Linked DNA regions of Homo sapiens: all the other regions are linked to region 3. Evidence: chromatin loops called from intact Hi-C (ENCODE). Cell type or tissue: dorsolateral prefrontal cortex. All regions are shown on one strand. Links, peaks and the distances in the headings refer to the core of each region. The heading gives the core; the rest is flanking DNA.

Evidence for each region. A loop is a pair of places that touch in the nucleus more often than their neighbours do. Peaks named below come from ENCODE experiments on the same cell type or tissue, not always from the same donor. Only the 100,000 strongest peaks of a DNase experiment are listed, where the experiment ranks them.
Region 1: a loop joins it to region 3, with 4 times the contacts of the local background. A loop is called at or near these places in 68 of 110 quality-filtered maps.
Region 2: a loop joins it to region 3, with 3 times the contacts of the local background. A loop is called at or near these places in 91 of 110 quality-filtered maps.

What each region holds. Positions count from the first base shown.
Region 1 is chr6:156,560,547-156,568,720 of GRCh38, forward strand. No RefSeq gene overlaps it. Among named protein-coding and RNA genes, the nearest start is that of SNORD28B, 190 kb to the left of the region's middle. RefSeq lists an enhancer at 3,724-3,973. In dorsolateral prefrontal cortex, for the core only: CTCF peaks have their summits at 4,017 (motif pointing right) and 4,224; DNase peaks (open chromatin) are centred at 4,025 and 4,421; H3K4me3 peaks cover 352 bases.
Region 2 is chr6:157,042,319-157,050,492 of GRCh38, forward strand. All of the region lies in intron 4 of ARID1B (AT-rich interaction domain 1B), which reads left to right. Among named protein-coding and RNA genes, the nearest start is that of MIR4466, 270 kb to the left of the region's middle. RefSeq lists enhancers at 6,149-6,650, 6,651-7,151. In dorsolateral prefrontal cortex, for the core only: a CTCF peak has its summit at 3,722 (motif pointing left); no DNase peak of the experiment used is centred there.
Region 3 is chr6:157,181,398-157,188,839 of GRCh38, forward strand. It overlaps ARID1B (AT-rich interaction domain 1B), which reads left to right. Exons shown (of 20, transcript NM_001374828.1): 13 at 2,834-3,038. Among named protein-coding and RNA genes, the nearest start is that of TMEM242, 140 kb to the right of the region's middle. RefSeq lists a silencer at 2,298-2,592 and enhancers at 4,545-5,045, 5,046-5,546. In dorsolateral prefrontal cortex, for the core only: CTCF peaks have their summits at 3,029 (motif pointing left) and 3,237; a DNase peak (open chromatin) is centred at 3,014; H3K4me3 peaks cover 799 bases; H3K27ac peaks cover 912 bases.

The DNA of each region.
Region 1 (8,174 bases), core at 1,449-6,448, 620 kb before region 3:
CCTTGGAAAGGTTGCTGACACTCCAGTGCTATGAATTGAGACACCACCTATGAGATTTACAAAACAATCCTGAATCTCACCCACTTTCCAATTTACAGTAAGAACAGGGGACAGAGGAACATGTTAAATGACACCACAAGGAAGTAGTCAGCAAATCTAAACTGTGGGGAACACAGGACAAAGAAACCCTGTTCTTGAACAAATATACTGCACAGAAATAAAAAGAAAGATGAATTAAGAAGCATATCAATCAATTGCAATATATATATAATTATTGGATCCTGATTCAAATAAAGTATAAGAATATTTTTTAGAAAAATCAGAAGAAATTTAAGAACCACCTGGATGTTTGATGTTATTTAGGAATTGTTAATTTTTTGATACAATAATGAAATCATGGTTCTGTTTTTTCAGCAAGTTCTCGTCTTTCAGAGATACACGTTAAAATGTTTTTAAAATGTTTTTAAAATGTTATTAGGACCTTGCTTCAAAATCATCTAAGTTTGGAGATGGGAAGGGAGTGGTAGAAGAGATAAAGCCAGCTGTGAACTTATCAGTATGGAAGCTGGGTAATGGGTACATGGAGAGCTCGGGATGAAGTTTGGACTTGGGAGCAAGGCACCATACCCCCGCCCACATACTCTGGCCCCTGACACTGAACCCCAGGCTGGTCCCCAGACTCACAGCTCCCTCTCATCTTGTGGCCTTTGGCAGAGCCTGTTTCCTTTGCTCTTATTCTCTTCTCCCTCCTCTTCATCTGAAAACCCTCCACATCACACAGATCCCAGCACGGCCCCTTCTCCTCCTGGGATACACTGTCTAACACCCTCTCCATCACTGGTTTGGGAGCTTTTCCTCAATGCTTTGTGGTCCCTATCACAGAACTTTGTAAAATAGACTTTAATTTCCTATTAACTGATTGATTGGACTGATGTCTGGTACATAGTATATATTCAATAAACATTTGTCTAATTAAGAAATGAATGGCTAAACAACTGAATAAATGTTATTATAATTACAGATCATTCTCTCCTGTGCCAGTTTGCCATCTACATAGATACCATTATAAAGCTTTTATTGCAGGGAGAAATGGAGTTTCTCTCCCACCTGGAAGGAAGGACCTGAGAAGGCACCTGTAAGAATGAAAAGGCACGCATATGTAAGGCCACCTCACTGTGTCACAAGTGGAGACACAAGGAATTGAGCCAACAACACAGCTCCCAGAAAGGCAAGACCCTAATGGAGGGTAACAGGGTTAGAAGGGGGCCACTCTGGTTATGGAAATCGTGACTGCAGAGAAATCCCGGGCTCACTCTCCAGATGCTTACCTGACTCTGAGCCACTCCTGGGGACTCACACGTCTCTTCAAATCCCCTTCCAGGCTGAACCCTGGTGTCTGGCAGGCATCCACCCCGCTTCATGTGTTCATTACACAAGAACGAGTTACCGCTCACTGACTGCACTGAGCCTCACCCAGACTGTGTGCTGGGCAGTGCGACCAATTCAAACGTGAATACTGACAAAGACAAGACAGGTGCAGACACAGCCACACGGCAACACAGGGCGCACTCAGGAGCGGGAGGGGGAGAAGGTCAGGCAAGTGGGGAGATGGTGACTGAGCTGGCATCCTGCCAGGTAAGCAAGCCAGGACAGAAGCCCAGAACCTGAGCCACAGACCACGAGGGGTGGCATGGGACAGCTGCCTGGCAGCGGGTGCGAGGGGCTACCTGAGTTGGGTTTCCAGTTGGACCAGGGAAGGCTTCCTCCTGTGGCAAGTGCAGAGGCAGAGTGGCCACGGTGCTGTCGGTGGCCCCGTCAAGGCAGGTTTTTCCCACCCTCCCCCCTTGCTCAGATGGGAGCGTCCGGGAGTCAGGGCTGCAACAGCCAGGCGTTGCCCCCTATACCACACAGTTCAGAGGAAGGAGAGGCTGTGAGGTCTATCTGCTGTCTCCTCCTGGAGCTCTCTCTTAAAGGAAAACAAAATCTCCCCCAGAAGACCAGCAGCCAACTTCTGGTCAAGCCACCTGGCCAAAACTGGATGGCAGCCCACCCTGGGTTTGGCGAGCACACAATGGCAGGTCCACGTGGAACCTGTTTGCCCGGCCGTTAGCCCTTTCTGACTCCTGGGTAGAATCAGGAGATGTCTTCGGCGGTCTCCCACAACCCAAGCAGGCTGTGAACTGAAGAAATGGCCCGGGTTGCTTCCAAGCAGAGGTCTGGAGATGAGACAAGACTTGCCCTGAGTTCCGTTCCCACCACGCCATTTCTCCGCCCCACTGGGCCTGGGGCCTGGCTGCACGGAACAATTTCCCAGGCCCCACCCATATCAATTACATCCAAAGCTCCAAGGGTTGGGGTCCAGGCCCCTGTGGCTTTGTTTTTTAACCTCCCAGTGGATTCAGATGCACAGTGAGGATTGAGGACCAGTGCTCTAGGTCAGTGGCTCCCAAACTTCAACAGCATCAGAGTCACCAGAGGGCTCCTTAAAAATACAGATCCCCGGCCGGGTGTGGTGGCTCACGCCTGTAATCCCAGCACTTTGGGAGGCCGAGGCAGGTAGATCACCTGAGGTCAGGAGTTCAAGACCAGCCTGGCCAACATGGTAAAACCCCATCTCTACTAAAAATACAAAAATCAGCCAGGTGTGGTGGTGAACGCCTGTAATCTCAGCTACTTGGGAGGCTGAGGCAGGAGAATCACTTGAACCTGGGAGGCAGAGGTTGTAGTGAGTGGAGATCGCACCAGTGCACTCCAGCCTGGGTGACAGAGCAAGACTCCGTCGCCAAAAAAAAAAAAAAAAAAAAAAAACAGATCCACAGCCGGGCATGGTGGCTCACGTCTGTAATCCCAACACTTTGGGAGGCTGAGGCAGGTGGATCACCTGAGGTCAGGAGTTTGAGACTAGCCTGGCAAACATGGTAAAACCCTGTCTCTACTAAAAATGCAAAAATCAGCTGGGTATGGTGGCGGGCATCTGTAATCCCAGCTACTCGGAAGGCTGTGGCAAGAGAATTGCTTGAACCCGAAAGGTGGGGGTTGCAGTGAGCCGAGATCGAGGCACTGCACTCCAGCCTGGGTGACAGAGCGAGACTCCATCTCAAAAAAAAAAAAAAAAAAAGGTACAGATCCCCACACCCCACAACCAAGTTTCTGATTCAGGAAGTCTAGGGTGGGGCCTGGAATCTTCATCTCTAACAAGCTCCCAGGCAATGATGATGCTGCCGGCTGAGAACCACTGCTTGACCCAATCTCCATCCAATCATTAGCCCTTTTGGAGCCTCTCCGCCTTTCTCATCTGTGAAATAGAAACAAAACAGCTGCCCCACCGCTGTCACTGGAGGGATTAAAGAGAACATCCACAAAGCACCTGGCACAGAGCTCACAAAGTACACAAGGCACTTAGCACGTACTCAAAAAACAGAAGGCTCTATTATTAGTCACGTTACAATGGAGGTGTCGGTGTGCTGTACGCGTGCAACCCTGCGCTGGCCCAACCTCCCCCCACCTAGTATTTTTTTTTTTTTTTGCCTTCTCAAAATGTGGAAGCACCAAAAAATAATGTGCATTCCTGCTTTCTGCACTGATTCTAACCCTCTGGAGTTTTCTTATAGAATGATGCTTATCAGAGGAAAAACATCTGTTCCACTTTCTTTAATCTCTAATTTATCTAATCTCCCCGTATAAAATAGGTATACTGCTAATGAGTAAATTCCTGCCAAGGGAATGAAAATGCTTGTTACAATTACTTATTCTGCTCATTGACTTTACCCTCTGTGGTCCAATATCACACAACATAAATATAATGGATGGGCCACTTTTTTCTGGCATCTTCATCACCGGCCACTAATAGAGAGCCTTTCAGAATAGAAAGTTGTCATTTTCCATCTCTCTACTCGAAGCACCAGACACAAGTTTGCCAGAGTAAATCTCCTCCTCAGACAAGTGAGTGTCCTCACCCAGCCCAAGGCACAAGCCCCGAAGAATCCTGTGCGGTGGCGACGGTGATGGAGAGAGGCCACCAGAGGGCGCAGAAGAGCAGCAAGGCTGCCCCCTCCAAGGCCGGCGACTCGGCCACCTGGGCCGCCAAGCCCTGCATGGGGTGTTTATCGTTGGAAAGGGTGTTTTTCAGAACCTATAGCACCTTGGTGGTTCTTAATTTTTTTTTAAGTTAATAATCAAATACGATTTGCTCCCATGTGTTTATAAAAAGTAAGCCAAGATGACATTACTTAAAAGAACAGAGCTAGATCAAAAGAAAGTGAATGAAATTTGAGAATTGTGGCGCTATGGGGGTGAGGTGGGGTCGTGGAGGGCCATCTGGAATGAATGCCTCATTTTACAGAAGAAACAAGGATAGGACGAGTAAACAGAGGGCCACAGCCAGGCCCAGGCCCCGGCTGCTGGTTCTGCGTCTGCTCAGCCACCAGGCTCGGGCAAAGCCGAAAACGTCAAGGACCAACAGACAGGCCATCAGCCCTCGTCTCCTCTCTTTTCCATGTCTCTTTTACCCTGGGAAAAAGAGAACTGACGTTTCATATTATAACCTGAATTTGTACCATGACTTTCCATGGTTATTGGAGTTTTTTTGCTATTTTTATTGTGGTAGAGTATAGACAACATAAAAATTTACGATTTTCACCGTCTTTAAGGTACAATTCAGTGGCATAAAGTACATTTGCATTCTTGGGCAACCATCACCAACCATCCATCTCCAGAACTTTTCCATCGTCCCTAACGGGAACTCTGGACCCATCAAATTCCAGCTCCCTAATCCCCTGGCCCCCAGCCCTAGGAACGCCCATTCTCCTTTCTGCATCTATCAATTTGCCTATTCTTGGAACCTTACATAAAGGGAATCCTGCAATATTTGTCCTAGTGCGTTGGCTTCTTTGATGTAGGACGATGTTTTCAAGGTTCAGCTGTGGTGTGGCAGGTGTCAGAACTTCCTTTTATGAATGAATAAGACTCTTGCACCTTTGTTCTTGATACCCAGAAAAATGCTGCAAGGCAAAATGGAGGGGCAACTCTGGTCTTCATCTTTCAGATGAGGACTCTGAGCCCGGCACTTACCTGCCCACATCCATACAACGTGACAGCAGATCTTGGACTCACATCCAGGGCTCTTTGCCCTCCTTGTCCTGGGATTTTTCCGGGTACAGACAGTGGCCTTCTGTCATCGCTCTCCTGCACACAGACATGGAGAGATGCTTCCTTCTCAGGAAGGGCATTCAACCCACCTAACAAACACACGTGCGGCTCCACTGCGGAAAGAAGGTGAACCAAACTAGAAAGAAACAACTCCGTGTGGTAACGTTTGCATAGATTATACCACCCAGTCACAAAGCTCTTCTACACACGGGGTCTCAATGTTAATAAAAACTTAGCTGGGGACAGGGGTGTGAATATTCTATCTCATCCCAACTGAGGTTAAGACAACAAGCCACCGTGTATGCCAAGGCCCTTTAAAGTCCCGGCTTCAGCTGAGAGCACTCAAGGGTACAGTGGCTGGATGTCTTTATTCCAGTGAAGTTTCCTGGGGCCATAATTCACAGAAGTCCTCTGTCCTGGGGCCACTAAGGATTGACTGTACAAGTGAGCTGTTTCTCACATCTACCTATGTTTTACAAAAGCACACACTGTAGGTTCTCTTGCGTTCCCATTATCGAGATGACTGTTAATAGTTATCTGTACACTTTTTGTACATCACCTCAGTTAACTCCTGCATATGCTCTGTGCATAAATGAAGGTTTAAAGATCATGTAACCAGCTCAGGGTTATTACACGGCTGGTAAACCATAGTCGGGATTCCAGCTCGGTTTTAGGACTTCAGAGCCCAGCTGGCCAGCACAGAGTTAAGTTAGGTCATGTTAAACTCTTCCCCACTGGCCAGCAGGTGGAAGCTGCCTTTGAGGGGTATATACTCTCTCCCCAAACCAAAGCATAGGCAACAGGTCCAATGCAGCAAGACCCATTCCTGTACCTGCCTTTATGCCTCTGTGACAGATGCTTTGAGGAAGACCAAGATGAAGAGGACCGGCCTCCCAGGGCTCACATCCAATGAACACATACTTGTTGAGTTGTATCTGTGGCTTGTTGGACTTAGAAGTAATACAGAATTTTGAGCGTAGTAATTTCCTGGTATGTTGTGAACGAAATGGAGAAATAGTTTATTGGATGGCGTTCAGGTGGGAAAACATAATACTGTGATTTTTACTATAACACTTTCCCCAAGCACTTCCACACTTCCCTTCGTGTTTCAGAGATACCTGACATTCCCCGAGATTTGAATCTCGGTCCAATAGCTCCAATAGTGTGTTAAAGGGCATCACTTGGAGAAGGGCGAGTGTTGCCAAGATTCCAGCCAAAATGTGTTTCAAAATCACATGGGGTGTTTTCTGAAACCGTATTTACTATAGAAATACTAGGAGAAACAAAAAGAAAGAAAGAAAGCCTGGATCCATCCTGCTTTGTATTCTAAATACTGAATTTTCTTGAACTCTAAGAATTTACATAAGATGAAGCAACACTCAGAAAAGGTTGGCTGATCCTAAAAGGATTAAAAATCCTGTCTCAGTGGTCCAAGAGCCCTTTGTAATTTCAGCTGCTCATCGTCCTTGACTATATTTGCCAGTTTTCTGATATGAAAATGCTGGAGGTGTTCAGCACCGTGCCTCAGTTTGGGAGGTCTGCAGACACAGTGGCGGGAAGAGATGCTGTCTGATTTTTACACTTTGATTGCCTCGGCTCCCACCCACCGTGTTACCAAGGAAAAGGAGGCGTATTATCTAGTTTGTGGTTAAGCAGGAACACTTGTATCAATAAATGAGAAATATAAAGGAAGAGTGATTTCCCTTCTATTAAATAACCTAAGACAAAAAAAATAGGAAAAAGTTGTTACCCATCAACAATGTTTAAATATCTATGTATTCTAAGAATGAGAAAATGGGGTCAGGCACAGTGGCTCACTCCTGTAATCCCAGCACTTTGGGGGGCCGAGGTGGGCAGATCACGAGGTCAGGAGTTCAAGACCAGCCTGGCCAACATGATGAAACCCCATCTTTAATAAAACTACAAAAATTAGCTGGGCGTGTTGGTGTGCGCCTGTAGTCCCAGCTATTTGGGGAGCTGAGGCAGAAGAATCACTTGAACCCAGGAGGCAGAGGTTGCAGTGAGCCGAAATCACACCACTGCACTCCAAACTGGGTGACAGAGCAAAACTCCATCTCAAAAAAAAAAAGAATGATAAAATGATAACACAAAGGTTATTTCCACTAAGAAAGTCACTCTGAAGGATGGGTGTGGTGGCTCATGCCTGGAATCCCAGCACTTTGGGAGGCCGAGGTGGGAGTATCTCTTGAGCCCAGGAGTTCCAGACCAGCCTAGGCAACATGGCAAGACCCCATATCTACAAAAAATATAAAAATTAGCTTGGCATTTTGGTACATGCCTGCAGTCCCTGCTACCCACTACTCAGGTGGCTGAGGTGGGAGGATCACTTGAGCCCATGTGGTTGAGGCTGTAATGAATCCAGATCATGCCACCGCTCTACAGGCTGGGCAACAGAGTGAGACCCTGTCTCAAAAGGAAAAAAAAAAAAGTCACTCTCAGTATAACTTTTAGGTAATATTCTAAAAGAAATTGGAAAAAAAAATTTCCTACAAATAATCTAGTAAATAACCAACTACTTACTTAACATGGTAAAACCACATGGATGGTTCCAAGGTATCTCAAACTGAACATACTCAAAACCAAATTCATGATATTCTTCTGTCAAACATGCTCATTCCCAGTGTTCCATTTATCAATGCCCTCATTCACCCAGCTACATAAGGCAAAAATTTGGGGGGGGGGTCATCCTTGACATTCACTCTCCCTCACCCACAAAGTGGTCACCAAGATTATTCTTTTTGCCTTCAAATTCTTTCTCCGACCTACTTTCTGCATCTCCACCCTCCCACTACCATCTCCTCACCTGGAGCATTACCTGAGCCTCTTCTTGCCTCACTTATTTACTCTTGCACCCACTTGGGTCCAATCACTACACCTTTCAGAACAGATCTAATTCTGTTACCATCAGTCCAATCGCTGCACCTTTCAGAACAGATCTAATTCTGTTACCATCAGTCCAACCGCTGCACCTTTCAGAACAGATCTAATTCTGTTACCATCAGTCC
Region 2 (8,174 bases), core at 1,069-6,068, 140 kb before region 3:
TTGAAAGATGGAGGGACAGAAATATGTATTACCAGTGTATTCATTTGCTATACCTGTCTTCCGGGCTAAATGGACATCAGAATTCCACAAAATCAAAAATATTTTGATAGGGTGTTTTGGCTGACATGTTCTTTGGGAAGAAAACTCTGAATTTTATGACTCTTTTTATAATATTTGATATAAACTATTAAAAATACATGTGGAGAGGTCAGTTTAAAATGAATTACAAGGATAATCAAGGGGAAGCATATTGTATTACTCTAAAAAAGAATGAGAAAAAGAAAAATGATGCAATTTATGCTATCATTGGGTCCCACAAGATCACAGGAGCCCTCCACTCCTTTTTTTTTTTTTTTTTGAGACAGAGTCTCACTGTGTCACCCAGGCTGGAGTACAGTGGCGTGATCTCCACTCACTGCAGCCTCCACTTCCCAGGTTCAAGTGATTCTCCTGCCTCAGCCTCCCAAGTAGCTGGGAATACAGACCTGTGCCACAACGCCCAGCTAAGTTTTTTGTATTTTTAGTAGAGATGGGTTTTTACCATGTTGGCCAGGCTGGTCTCAAACTCCTGACCTCAAGTGATCTGCCCGCCTCAGCCTCCCAAAGTGCTGGGATTACAGGCATGAGCCACCGCACAAAGGCTACACTTAACTTTAATCCTCTTTGGTGATAATTTTTAATATTTGTTTTAGGCACCTAAAATTTATTACTATAAAAGAGAAAGGTCTAAGCTAAAGTATCTGAACATAAGATGTTAAAGTAAATCCTACACTTGTATTACTTTTTACCTGTATTTTGGTTGATTAGATATCTTAGAGAAAAATAACATCAGCGTTCAAACTGGTCTTCCAACCCCCAACTAACAGAGTCCCTTAAATATCCCATGCCCTTTGCTGCCCTTAGCTTCCCTCCAGCCTAGTCTCCACCTTGCCTTTCCCCTGAAATGCTTACCCTTCCTCTTGCTGCATTTCAAAATCCTGCTTTCCCTCCAGGCTCCATTCTAACCTCTCTCTTCTATGATTTGTCTCGGCATGGGCGCCTTCTGAGCACCATCCTCAGAGCTCAACAGTTCTCACTGCCTTTAGGACTCATTTGGAATTTCTCATCTGCCAACTTGTTTTGGTGTTCTTTTGTATTTGGGAGACAGCGTGATATGGCCTAGCCCAATTCTATTACGTGGCATTTTCCCCCATAATATGGTAAGCTTAGAGAATCCATTTTTTTCATCTTTTTATATCCATATTGACTTTCACATGGTAAACAGTGCATAAGTACTGATGATTAAGAGTTTTACTGATAGTGTTAACAATTGTCACTGCTAAGAGCATAAAATGTGTGATATTAACATATCACTACTGTGTTCTTCTGTATTCTGGGATTTCCTTGCCGATTCTCCTGTTATCTGGGCTAATATGTGAGCTTGGCATTTCCTATTTAAGCTCTGTAATGCCCACCTTAAGGAAGATATATTCATTGTTAATGTTTGTTGAAGCTATTGAGTGGGTATGGCTGGCATCAAAAACTAGTTGGTTCCTTTTAACCTGGCTTATCTTAAATATGTTCATTAATCAGGTTCTGCAGTTGTATTCATTCATATCACTCTACTTCTTTCCACTGCTTTCCATTCAAACAAATATCTATGGGATATACGTGTTATTTGTCAAGTACCAGGGATGCAGTGGTAAGAATAATAAGTCCTTGCTTCCACGGATCTTACATTCTGGACACAACATTTGGAATGATCTTATGTCAGAGAAAAATCCAAGAAGAGATGCAAAGTTTGGATATAATTGTATGCTTTTCTGTTGTTTAATTGTCTTAATTGAATCTATTTATTGTATTCTACAAAATGGAATGGATTCCAGTTTGACCTAAGGAAATTATAAATAACAAAAGGATTAGTCACCCGTAAATATAATTTCAAATAGAATAAAAGTGGAAAATTTTATTTTATCTTTTTAAAATAAGGTATTTTCAACTGTGGAAAATGTGTAGCCTGAGGATCATATTTGGCAGTGACTTAAATTTGAGCTGCTTTCTGTCTTTTGACATCTGATCATTATGAAAGTATCTGTATTTCACTTCCCTCATATAAAAACAAAATGATGCAGTCGTTAACTATAGGATTTATCATACTGGCTAAGGAGGAAACAGAAAAAAATACAATGGCAACCCATGTCTGAATGGGCCTCCTGGCTCAAGAACCAAATAATGACCTTTGGGAAAAAGCGGGAGGTTCACTTGTAGCTTCCTTTTCTGATCCATCTAACTTAGAGGGCTCCAGTTTGAATTGTGTTAAAAGTCCATTTGTTTTTAGTCATTTCTGACTCTGTATCTTTTGTTACATTTTTCCAGTTTTAATCATTTCTCATTGCTCATTTTGGTTCTGTAGAGCTGTGCTATCCAGTGTGGCAGCCACCAGCCATGTGTGGCTATTTAAAGTATTTAAAGCTAAATCAAATTCAAATATCATTTCTTCAGTTACACTGGCCACATCTCAACAATTACATGTTGCTGGTGGCTGCCACACTGCCACAGTGCATAGAGAGAGGCGTCCATCTTAACAATGAGTTCTGTTGCCTGAGCTGGTCTAGAAAATACAGGTTCCAAGTATGTAGATGACACAGACAGTTTTTAGCATAACAGCCATTTATATAATATATAAATGTTCTAATAACAATTAGAACAGCCATTTTAAAAATTGATTTAAACACTAGGGATTTGAAAAGATAGTAGAAAACAGAAGGAATTTGCTGTTCAGGTAGAGTGCTATAAAGCAGAGGGGATGTTCTGCTTAGGAAAGAAAGATAAACTACTATAAAGTTGACAAGTTTCATTAGATTTTGAGAATAGAAAAGTTTTAAACAGGGTCATGAAATTTGACATCCTTCTAGAGTGACATTTGTGATGGGTCATTAATTCATTGATTTGCCTAAGATATGCCCCAGGCTACCAATATAGTATTTTGGATTTAGAGTGTTTAGTTTTGCATTGTAAGATTCTACCCAATAAAATAGTTATTTCTTTTATGAGTGTAACCACATGAAAACATATACTAATTTTCTGTTTAAAAACATTTACCATATATATTTTTTGTCAAGCTGCATTAACTCTGGTTCTTCTCTACTCTTTGCGTCTTCTTAGCGGGACCTTTTTTTTCTTCTGTGAGACAGAGTCTCTCTCTGTCACCCAGGCTGGAGTGCAGTGGCACCATCTTGGCTCACTGCAAGCTCCACCCTTAGCGGGATGTGTTTTCTAGTGAATTTACTTGGCTAACTCTCTGAGTGAGTGTGACTATAAGTTAGGTGAAAGTATATTTAAGATAACCAATGTCATTGAAACAAAACTAGCAAACAGTTTTTTTGAACTCATAATCTTATGAACTCATATTACTTTTCATAATATGAAAGATTTGTTTTTACATTTTAATCTTTTTTATTTAATTAAAATCTGTTCAAAACCTTTAGAGCAGTAGAGGACCAAGTTTATTCCATACTGTTTCAATATTGACTCAAACTTAAAATTATAGAATATATATTGTTAAAGCAAAAAATTTACTGTTTCCGCTAAAAGAAAGATTCAAGGGGGTGTGGGGAGAGGAATCTGCAGTGTTTCTCTAGGACCTCAAGGATCTCAAGTTCTCCCGGATGTGGGAATCCAGGAATCCATATTGAGCTCTTCTCTTCTTTTGTTAGAAAATTTCCCAGCCTCTGCCTCTGCCATCTGCTGGTAGTTCAGACAGTTACATGTTTGAGTTTAAAACAAATTTGCTTTATTTTTATTTAGAAATGATTTGGGGGAAATACTTTATGTATATTTACCTGTAATATTTTGATACAGTTTTCTTTGTTAGGTTTAATTATCTTTTGAAGGGATATTTTAGCTTTTTTTCCAATTTTGTCTTTAGAGGAATACACAAGTCTAAAACTCAGAAAAGACAAGACTGTGAGGCCAAAACATATGCAGTGAAGAGGCAGGTTAGAGCCCTGTTAATGAAAGGCCTGGAGTGGCTGATGAGGAGTTACTTGAGAGCTGTTAGGGGTCTCACCTGATGTCTGGCTTTGGATTAAATATGGAATAGGATTTTTTTCCTGCCATTTTATAATTAAGACTACTTGACTGGGAGTTGAACAGACCCATATTCTACTGTAAGTCCCATTGTGAGGTTGGAGAATTGATTTCTAGACATCATTAAATTTATTTCCAGCTCTAAAATTCTTCAGGTCCTTAATGCTAACAGGCCTCCTGTATTCATTGGAAGTACAAGTGTTTTACCATTTGTTAGTCTTCCATTTCTTCTTGCTGATGTTTCCTAGACTAAGATATTCTTGTTGTCTTGGGAAAAATAGAATTTTGTTGTTGTATTGTTGTCCACAAACAAATCCTTTCATTAAGTGAAGCCAGGCAAAAATTTTTAAAAGAAAGGTAAAATATAGAAATTTTATTTTCTGCCACCTTTAGTCTTCTTTCCTAATTTCCTTTAGAGCTGCTATGGCCAGTTACTTTTCAGCATTTTTCTCAAAGAGAAAATGTAACCTAAGATTTTTTCAATTTCTTTTTTTCACAATGAAAAAGGCTGAGGGAGGGAAAGTGACTTATTTTAGGCACTGTCTAGTGGTAAAGCTCAGCTAGAAGTTGCTGCTTCCCAGGCCTGTGTACTTTATGAAAAAATTCCAGCAATGCCTGTGTTGTTGTTTTTTTAAATCAGTCCTCTCAAGTTTAGGAACTCTATATTAGGTTACATTTTACAGAATTGGCATTTCGCAGCTCAAAAAATGGTGTAATGTTGGCAATTTCATATGGTTCAACCCAATGTACTAGGACTCTAATATCATTTTAGATCAGCTTTCAATAGTGAAAACGGTATTTTTCTTTAAAAGTAGTTTATTCCAATTGGAATGGGTATGAGCACACTCTGTGAGGTATTAGGTGATCACGAGATGTTTGTGGAGCTTAACTGACATGAGAGTACCCAGTAGGCCAGAAAGCCCAGCAAAGAAGGTGTGACGTTTCCAGAATATGTTTTGGCATTATATGCAAAATCAGAAGTAGTATATTATAATCAGAGGAGTTCTTGGTGTAATAGGAACTCCATTTCTTCTAGACCAAGTATTCTGTCAGATGATGGTAGATGACAGAGTGTTTAGATAGATTCATTGACAGCATCGCGGCTGTCCCAAGATCTACCAAGTCCACTGTGCAGAAATGTTTGCCCTGCCTTAGTGATGGTGAAGATAAGGTGAGTGGAGGGACCATAATTTAGTGTAGTTCATGCCTGCCTTTGTCAGATTCTGTTCATTTTTGTAAAAAGACGTTAGGAATTAAACATGGCCTCACGTGCTATGTGTCTGAAAAGTGGTCTTTTTAAGAGAGCAAGGAGTTATGCTGGAAGCAAGCTTATTTACTTGTATAATTTAGAGTTTGATTGACTCCATGTATCTCTGGGGACATTATTTTGGCACTAGTTTTTGAGGACTTAATTTTCTAGTAATAATAAAAATGCATATATTCTCTTATCCCCACCCTCAAACACCTGTTCATTTGGGACATGCACATGTAATTAGAGGCGTGTTTCAGGACTTGCCTGTAAAATTCCTTTGCATGCAGTTACTGTGATCATATTAGTAATCATCAAGCTACTTGAGATTTTGTTGGGAAGAAGCAAAGAAAATATCCTAGGGAAGATGGGGGTGATTTTGATTGCGTGTGTTTTAGGTTCTCTGCACTGCCAAGTTTTAAAGCAGATTCTGTTTCTTCAGATGGTGAAAGCCCTCCTCCTTCCCTCCTCCTGCCTTAAATTTGGCTTCTTCCCAAGCCATGTCAATTTTTGCAAGTCAGTTGAGAATGTCAACGTGGCTGGTGTTGAAAGAGCCAATATGTTGGAATATGCTTAAAGCCAAGTAGAACATTTATGTGAATTAAAGAATATATCAGGGATGATTTTTAAAAATCAGATTTGGATTAAGAAACCTGTTGAATTAATACTTGCATAACAGATGTATCACTGATAAATACTTGTAAAAGATATTCCCAAATAAGCAATAAAAGTACCATTTTACAACCGAAGTAATGCATCCTGTGGGTCCATTTGCAAAGATATGCCAACAGAAATGCATGCAGAGCTCTGGAAGTGATAATGCAAATAAAACATTTCACATTATAACTTAAAATAACAAGTTTGGAAGGAATAAAAAGTCTGGGAGACTATTTGTTTTGTCTAAATTCTGCTTTTACTCTGGTCTTTTAACAGTTGGCTTTTGATAATGTATTACTGCCTTAGTGTGTTCCTGTGTATTGAAGGAATACATTGTCTGACAGAATTGTGGTTGAAAATATTACAAGTTCTAAATAATAAGAGTAATAAATATCATATCTTGTTTGCTTTGTTGTCATAGTCGCCTGATCTCATGCTTCCCTGAATTCGGCTGGTGTCTTGATTACGATGGAATCACTAAGCAGAGAGTTTTGCCATGTGTGATTTATTCGTTTGTGCATAGCCACAGCAGAGCATCCATGCAGCCCGCAGTGGCTCTGTGTTCCAGTGTGCCAAGTCACCAAGACTTGCTACCTTAAGGCCAGGCGCAGTGGCTCACGCCTGTAATCCCAGCACTTTGGGAGACTGAGGCGGGCAGATCACTTGAGGTCAGGAGTTCAAGACCAGCCTAGCCAACATGGTAAAGCCCCATCTCTACTAAAAATACAAAAATCAGCCAGGCGTGGTGGTGGGCAGCTGTCATCCCAGCTACTCAGGAGGCTGAGGCACAAGAATCACTTGAACCAGGAGGTGGAGGTTGCAGTGAGCTGAGATCATGCCACTGCACTTCAGCCTGGGTGACAGAGCAAGACTCAGTCTGGAGAAAAAAAAAAAAAAAAAGACTTGCTGCCTTGATTTGCTGCTCACTGTGCCCAGCAAGGCCACTCTGCCATGGCCGATTCTAGACCGTGGCCAAGGTGGGATGAAGCCTTCTCTCTCTCTGGCCAGAGTGCTCCTCAAGTGTGACCTTCCTTTGGTAGCTGGGCAGTTTTCTCCTTGCAGTAGGTGTGGCCTTAGATGGCCATGTGAAAAGGAGGGGTCAGTGTGAGGAACTGGAGAGAAGTACGGGGAGGGACAGGACTGGCCCTTGAAATCGGCGTAGAGGAAGTTAAGTCCTACAGGAGATTTCTTTTTTTTCCCCTAGCTACACATGGCAGTTTAAAGCATTTAATTGGCTGTTTCTTAAGAAGCCATGTACATTTTTATAAGAAATGTCTCTTAACCTCCCTTCACTCTTCCACAAATTAAGTTTTCCTTTCAGAATAAATTTTTTTGTATCTCATTGAGGAAGAGGGGAGGTGAAGAACAGAGCAGCAAATGAATACATATTATTTATAATGAGAATTGGATATAGGCTTATCTTATCCATTAAATATCACGGTAAAATCAATAAAATTTTAAGAAGTATTCTAAAATTAATTTCAAACAAATTTTCGAAACATTTCTAGAATTTTCTTTTTAAATCTTCACATTACATATTAAAGCTTCTCACATTGTATTCCTATTTTTGTCTCATTTAAGTTTTAATCTCCTCATAAAAGGATAAGTGTCTTTTCTTCAGTCATCTTAATGTGTTAACCTGCACTTCATATCATCATGATTTTAAAACATGCATTGAATGCTGCTACAGTCCAAGAATAACAACGCCTGTGGCCTCCAAGGAGTAAGGGACCCCTGGAACATCAGCACCAGCAAAAGGAAGAGAGACACTCTCAGTTGTGGGGTGTCTCTCCCTGACTCAGCCCCCACCTCACTGAGGGTCTTCCATCCCCACAGTTTCCATCTCAGATGCCCAGAAGAATGGGAGGGGCCAAAGGAGCTCCACTTTGTATATCATCAATGAAACCCCCTGTACCCAGTCCCCCAACAAGGAAGAACAACAGATAACTCAATTTAAAAAATGTTACTTGTGGCTGGGCATGGTGGCTCACTCCTAGAATCCCAGCACTTTGGGAGGCCGAGGCGGGTGGGTCATGAGGTCAGGAGTTTGAGACCAGCCTAATCAACATGGTGAAACCCCGTCTCTACTAAAAATACAAAAATTAGCCAGGCGTGGTGGTGCGTGACTGTAATCGCAGCTACTCAGGAGGCTGAGGCAGGAGAATTGCTTGAACCCAGGAGGCGGGGGTTGCAGTGAGCG
Region 3 (7,442 bases), core at 17-5,016:
CTTGGACCTCAGTTTCGTCATGTATACAGCGGGCCAGACTAGATTTTCCTGTAGGTTTTCTTACAGCTCCAGAATTCTCTGGAATCTGCCAGTAGTTCATAGTAAATACTCAGAAATGTTTTACAAATGACTGAATTAATTATCTGTGTCAGATATAAGTCACATTTACTGCTTCCCTCTATCCAGAACAGGTTAGCAGGAAAATTAAGTGATACTTGTCAAACCATGCCCACAATAACTGGACAGTTAGGAGGGCCATTGCTGTGACCTCCAGCGGGCTAGGCCTGAGGTGTGACAGGGGAGCTGCCTGGGGTGCAGATTTAAGGAGCTATCCACTGTGTGCTTGCTTGACTCTCAGAGTGAGTGCGTCCTGAAGTCTCATACCCCAGGCACCGGCTTTCCTCACTGTAGCCCTCGCTCCTTAATCAGGAGTCTAGTTGTAGGACCACGCCCTGTCATAGGAACAGGGAAAAGGTACTCACTGTGTAACCTTTGTCTTTCTAAATACATGAGTCACCAGCCCCAAAGCATAGATGAGAAAACTCCTGTGTAACAAAATCAAGTACAGGATGGGGTGCAGTGGCTTACACCTGTAATCCCAGCACTTTGGGAAGCCAAGGCAGGAGGATCACTTGAGGCCAGGAGTTGCAGACTAGCCTGGGGACCCCAGTAAGACTTTGTCTCCATTAAAAACTACAAAACTTAGCCGGGCGTGGTGATGCACACCTACAGTCCCAGCTGTTCAGGAGGCTGAGGTGGGAGGATCACTTGAGCCCAGGAGTTCAAGGTTACAGTAAGCTTTGATCACACTACTATACTCCAGCCTGGTTGACAGAGCAAGACCCTGTCTCAATAAAAAATAATATATTTTTTAAAAAATAGAATAATGCTGTAGCCCAGGGACACTCACAGGGTAGTTGGTGGGGCCAGGTCTGTCTGACTCCAGACACATACTCTTCCCATTTGCCACTGGTTCTGGAGTCCAGCTATGCATTAGAATGGCCTGGGCAGCTTTTCAAAGCTGTCAGTACCTGGGCTACCACCCGACATCAATGAAATGAAACCTTCTGTGCCCAAGGTAATCTAACAGGCAGTCAGAATCAGGCGCCCTGCGCCCCACCAAGGTGGCGGGGGTCACTAACTATCCAAGGGCAAGTCATCTGCCCTGCAGGTGTCACTGACGGCCTACCGTGGTCTCAGTGCTGCGTCTCGGGGGAGAAAGGGGAGGCCTTCTTTGTGCTTAGCCTTCCCACTAGGTGCCTAATCCATTCCATGGGGGAACTGAGACCTGTGACAGAAAGAATTAGAGCTTGCCCATGACGCTGCATAACCAGCTGCTAAGTCGTGTGATACCACGTGTGAGTGATGGTCAGCAAAGAGAATGATTGAGACACGCCTCTCTCTGACCTGGACTCCCTGACCTTTCCCCTCTGCACCTGGGCTCCTTTGCCTTCTGCCCCTGGACTCCCCTGACCTTTCTCCCCTGCACCTAGCCTCTTCTGACATGGATTTTTTAGAATCACCAAGACTGCTCAAACGATTAGATTTTATCAGCCAGCACAGAGTAGATAGTGTCTGGCTACTTCCTTACTGTGACTGTGTCCACAGTATATATAACCAGGCTGGGTCTGTCATGAGACTCTCCGCGGGCTTATAATGAGGGTTGCTGGAATGTAGCTGGGTTGCATCTTTGTCCCCACCCCATCATGCTGTGTACCTTGTGGGCATCAGATGTGGTTGGGAGCAGGTGCTGCCACCACACAAAGCTCAGCTCCCAGCCTTCCTTCTTAGGTCACACTGAGCAGCGCCCAGCTTGCCATTTCTGAAGTAACCTGAAGACCCACAGTTTGCAGCCCTGCATTCAGTGCCAAAAGAGGGCGGTGGGCATCTCCGGGAGCATCCACAATTTATTATACACCACCGAGTACTAAGTAAATGGACAGAAGAGCCGTGTGAGAAAGTTTGAACCCAGAAATTTAATATTTCATTAAAAACCACTGTCCCCTTACCTCCTCCCTTGCCACACAACGCAGGAGACATCAAAAGGCAAAACCTTCCCCAAGTTATTTGCAAATCCTCATGTTTCATCCATGTGTTTAACCGTTTAACCTTTCATAACCTGTTCCCAAGTGGGAATCAAAAGGTTAAAATAATGCCTCGGATCTTGACGTCACATTTCAGGAGTTCTCTTTCTTTCTCCTCCTTTTGCGACTGTGTTGTCTCCAGCCCTTTAAGCCTCCTTGAGTAAGAGCACCGCACAGGAAGGTGTGCACCTGCCCCGTCAGCAGGGCTGGTGGCCAGTGGCATCGCATCATGCTTTTTAAGTTGGGGGCCGTTGGTCCAGGGGCTCATTTGCCTTTGCACGAGGTGCTGCTTTTGCTTTTGCCTGACACCCCAAGCAGTCTTGGGGTGAGGGGATGGGTACGGCCCAGAATCACAGGCCCACTTCTGAGGGCTTGCAGCTGCTGGAATGAGCACTTTCACATCAGTGCCCAAAAACCTAACTTGGAAAATAGTGCCGTTGTTGCTTTTTAAATGTTTTGAGATGCCCTTTTTCCTTAATTGGAGGTGCAGTGGGATGAGCGTGAGGCGTTGGGAGATGTGGCGGGCAGAAGGACCTCCGAGCAGTGCTTTTTCTGTTGCCATCAGCAGGTTCCCTAATGGTTTTATAACTGTAAATGCTGCCTATGCACTGCTGAGTGGGAGTAATGAGCATTAGTTAAAAGAGGCAAATGAAGAAAAGTCAACCAAGACATTAAGTGCTTTTTTTGTCTCCTGGCTTTAAACAAGCCACTTTGTTGCAAACCAATGATCCTGCCGTGTTTTTCACTAGGTTAATAAAAACAAGAAGTGGCGTGAGCTGGCAACCAACCTAAACGTTGGCACCTCAAGCAGTGCAGCGAGCTCCCTGAAAAAGCAGTATATTCAGTACCTGTTTGCCTTTGAGTGCAAGATCGAACGTGGGGAGGAGCCCCCGCCGGAAGTCTTCAGCACCGGGGACACCAAAAAGCAGCCCAAGCTCCAGCCGCCATCTCCTGGTAAGTGGCGGCGCTGCAGTCACTGGCCCAGGAAAGCCCAGGCGCCTGGCCTGGGAGGTTCCGGGAAGGTGGTTTCACAGTCAGGCCAACAGGGAACTTGGGACTTTTGAGAGGTGGGGGGTTCCTGTGTCGTTTTGTTTATTTAATTGGACGCCCACTGGCAGTGTTAAGGGATGAGAGAATTAAATCTGGGATATGGCCATTTCTGGTTGACACTTGGAAGGCACCCCTTCTTTTGCTTTACCTTAATCAAAACAGGCTTTCGAATTCTAAGCCATATACGTTTATTGCTTATACAAGTATTCAAAAAGATTCCATCTACCTCTACACAAAATAAAGATCCCCCAGTGGCCAGTTTGAATACATGTGCACTTCTAGGAAATGCCACCCTACAGGTTCGACAGCTCGAGCTCCCCCGCCCTCTTTCGGAAATCCTCAGATTTGAACTTTAGTAAAATGAAGCCTGGGCTTCGTTTCTAATGTCCCCTACCCAGCAAGTTCTCACTTCTAGGGAATTTAACAAGCTGTCGTGGTAAGGATCCACACGGCCTTGTTTTGGAAACAGGTGGTCTTTTGCAGCCTTGTTCTGGAAGTCAGGGGTCTTAGGAATGGGTGCAGCGCTGGCCACCAACACGCTCGCAGGCCGAGCCACATCAGTGACGCCTGCTGGCTCCCTTCCCTCTCCTCCCCACTGACAGAGACCCTCCCATTCCTTTCAGCTCCCCTGCCAGCCTTCGTTCTACCGTTTGGCTTTCAGATTTGAAATGACAAAATCATATATTCTGATAAATGCAATAGTAGAGAGGGGAAGAAATTGGCACCTTAGTGCTGGGTGGTGACCTTACTCCAGTAGATCCGACCATTCTCTTATCTGTGTCTGCCTCGCAGTCAGCGACCTTCAGCACATTAGCCTCACTGTTCCTGGTCCCTGTCTATGAGATGTGGCTGCACCCACCGCTCCTGTACACAGCTTGTTCTGAGCGTGGCTGGCAGCCCATGTTTCCTGAGCACTTCCAGTGTGCTGGGCCCTTTTCTAAGTGCTATCATTTCATTTTCACATCAGCCCTGTGACATTGATACTATTTTAAAATCCATGAGAAAATGAAGGTCTCGTGGAATCTAAGTACTTGCCCAAAGCCAACTAGCTGGGGAGTAGAAGGTCTTATCTGGGGCATCTGGTGCTACAGTATACACGATACCCACCAGACACCTCTGGCTGTATTGAAAATACCTTTGTAATATGTGAAATGTTTACACATAGAAGCCAGAGAAAGAGGTCATTTCATTTTTAATGATTTCCTCTAGCTGCTGTCTGGATGGCAAAGCTGATATCCAAGGTTGCTAATCAAGGGATCTCACATAAATACGTTTTAGGCCCAAAGTGCACTTGTAGTGAATATACCTAGAATTACATCTGTAGGCTCTAAAAACAAGTAGAAATCCTCGCTAACCTCATCCTTAAAGATTCAAAGGCTTTACCAACTCAGGTGTCCCTTAAAAACTGGGAAATCTAATTTTAAAAATCTCACAACATTACATCCAGTTCACAGAGTAAAACAAGCTGCCTGTGAACAGCTCTGAAACTATTTTTCCAAAATAAAAACCCAGTGGGGCGTAGGGACCAAAGTGGTGATGTCTGTAAAGATCTAAGGGTACATTTTATTTGCCAGGAAAGAACTCGTGTCACTGAATGGGCTGCACTTGTGTATGGAGAATAGCTCTCCCAGTGTGCATCAGCTTCAGGACGGGGGCCCTGCTGAGGCGTATAGATCCTTCAGAAAGTGGAGGGCCTGTTCTCTTAACAGCCAGCCGTTCCCTTTTCCCCTTTTTTAAACTGTCATTTTTATGGCAACATTATCATTTTAACTACACAAAAGAGCTTGGATTGCAAATGGACTCCTGGTATACATTCTTCTCAGTAGTCCAGATGGAGCCGAGGGCCTGTGACACAGGAGGCAGTGGAAGGAAAGCCTCCTGGTCTCGTCCAGCCCCGAGAGCGCGTGCAGGGGGCTCCAGGCACACACAGGCGTCTGGGGGTCGCAGGCAGAGGCACCCTGGTCTTCAGAAGCCTCTCGATTCACTGCCACCCACACAGCAGGTGGCCTCTCCGATTCCAGTCCCATCATTAGGGAAAGTGTCTGGAAACATTTTTGTTGTTAAAGGAAAATAAAATTATTCCCAACTATTGGCCATGTTAGAGTCTCATTTATTACAAGATTTTTAAACACAAATTTACGGTAAAAATGTATGTTCTTTGAAGTCACTTTTTCCTGGAAGAACATAATTATAGTTTATTTTTTACCAGCACATTCAGGCGAACTAAACTAAAAGATTCTGAAGAAACATTTTAGATTTTTTTTCACCCAATGGTTGCTCTGAACCAGCTAAAATCCTAAGTCTTTTGACTGTATTCTAAGAGCACTCTAAGTCATCTGTCTCTAGTCAGGTTTCAATTTGGGGTGCTAATACAGCTCTAGGCTTCAATTCTGTCAGCCTCTGGGAGGCATAAGCCCCTTGGCCCCTGGGGCTGCACCCCACATATCACTGCCAAGTGGCTGTGTGGCTTCTCACACCGGATGTCTGGGTTCCTGTCTTCCAGCCACCAGAGCAAGTCAGTGATTGAGACTCCCAGGTGAACCAAGGCAAGGCCATGGGGTGTGGTTTGTGTCTTTAAGGTGCCAGTGGCGATCTTGTTATAAAGCATCTAGAAAAGGTTGTGGGGGAGTTCCAATGAGCGCTGTAGGAAGCACCTCCCCAGCCTGTAAGCTGGAGATGGGGAGGGGAATGGAAGGGACCAGGCTGGGAGAAGTGGGGCAGGGGTGGGGCATGGAGCTCCACATTCGGTTAATAAGTCTGTAACCAAAAACCCATCCATCTTGGCTGGCAGGTGGCTGACTGAATTTCTATTATTAGCTGACAGGTGATGTCACAAAACCTGTCATGGATCCAACTAGGGAATCCTCAGTGGAAGATAAATGAGAAAGGGACTCAGGTTATAAACAGAGGTGCCCTCTGGTTGACCTCTAGTCACTGTAGACCTGGGACATATCAGCTATTCCTTCTCCCCACCCTACTTCGCTCAACCCCGCCAGAACTAGGGCACCAGGTTCGTGCCGGGTAAATTATCTTCCCAGCTAGGAGCCTGGCCATGCTGTCTGAAGTGTGTGAATGTACTTAACCTTCAGTAACCTTTCCATTGTTTACTTTAGAGTATACATTTGTAGCTTCTGGCAAAAGGTAGGGATGTCCTAGAGAGCCTGCCAGCCTCCTCTATTAATGGAGTTACAAGAGGTTGCATTCATTTTTTTTTTTTCCATGAAAGGAAAGGAAAAAAAAAACACTGGCAAGGGAGATTTTTCCTTTTTTTTTTTATTAGCTATAAATGTGAATACTTGTAAATAAGGGTCTTTCTGAAATCAAGCCTTGCAAGTGATGTTTCCAAGGAGGCTGTCGGCTGGAGCGGAGCCTGCCTGAATTTCGAAAGCAAGTCATTTCTCTTCTGCAGCACTAGGCGGGCAACCATGTCTGCAGGATTATTACCCTTTTATATCTGCAAAAGACGGCTTTCTTCCTTTACTCCAATATACCTTTTTAACATGTGTTTCCAGGGTTTTACGCAAATTTGGTTTGTAAGTATGAGTGAATACATTTTTCTTTTAAAATACCTACAATAAGTGTCAATCTTCTCTGTATAACAAACCCCCATGACATGCGTTTACCTATGTAACAAACCTGCACATCCTGCACATGTACCCCTCAACTTAAAGTTTAAAAAAAAAAAAGTAAATAAAAACTTTTTTAAAAAAGTCAGTCTTTGTGGCATCTCTGAGAACTTCTCTAAGTCATTCAGTGCAGGGCTCACAGGGACGGATGTTACGCAGTGTTCAGCTCTGTTGGCCAGCGTTCATTCCAACCCAGGCCAGAGGCTGGGCAGACCTCATCTGGCTAGGAATGTCTCTGTCTAGCTGAGGCTTTCCGAGTAGAAATAATGTACTCATTTTGATTTCTGACTCCTTCCCAGTGTCCTCTGTAACCTCTCGTGGTTTGTTTCACCTCCATTGCCACTAGAGTAAAATGTGAATAATGGTAGTTGTAGTGAGCCTTGGGAACGTCATAGGAAAGGCATTCTACACAATAACATGGAAAACGTTATTCACAAGCAGCAGTAATCCTGCCATTTGTTCGGGGGGTTCTGCACGTTTTTATCAGAAACTCCATGAGGGCAGGGGTTGTTGTCTTTCTTATCAGTTTGGTCCACTGGTGTATGTGAGCATAGAAGAGAACCTAGACTATAGTAGGTGTATTACTCATTTATTAAGTATTTGTTTAATTCACACATGAAACCAGTATCTATTGATGATCTGGCGTGCTAAGGACTGCAGTAGATGACAGAGCAGGAGCCCT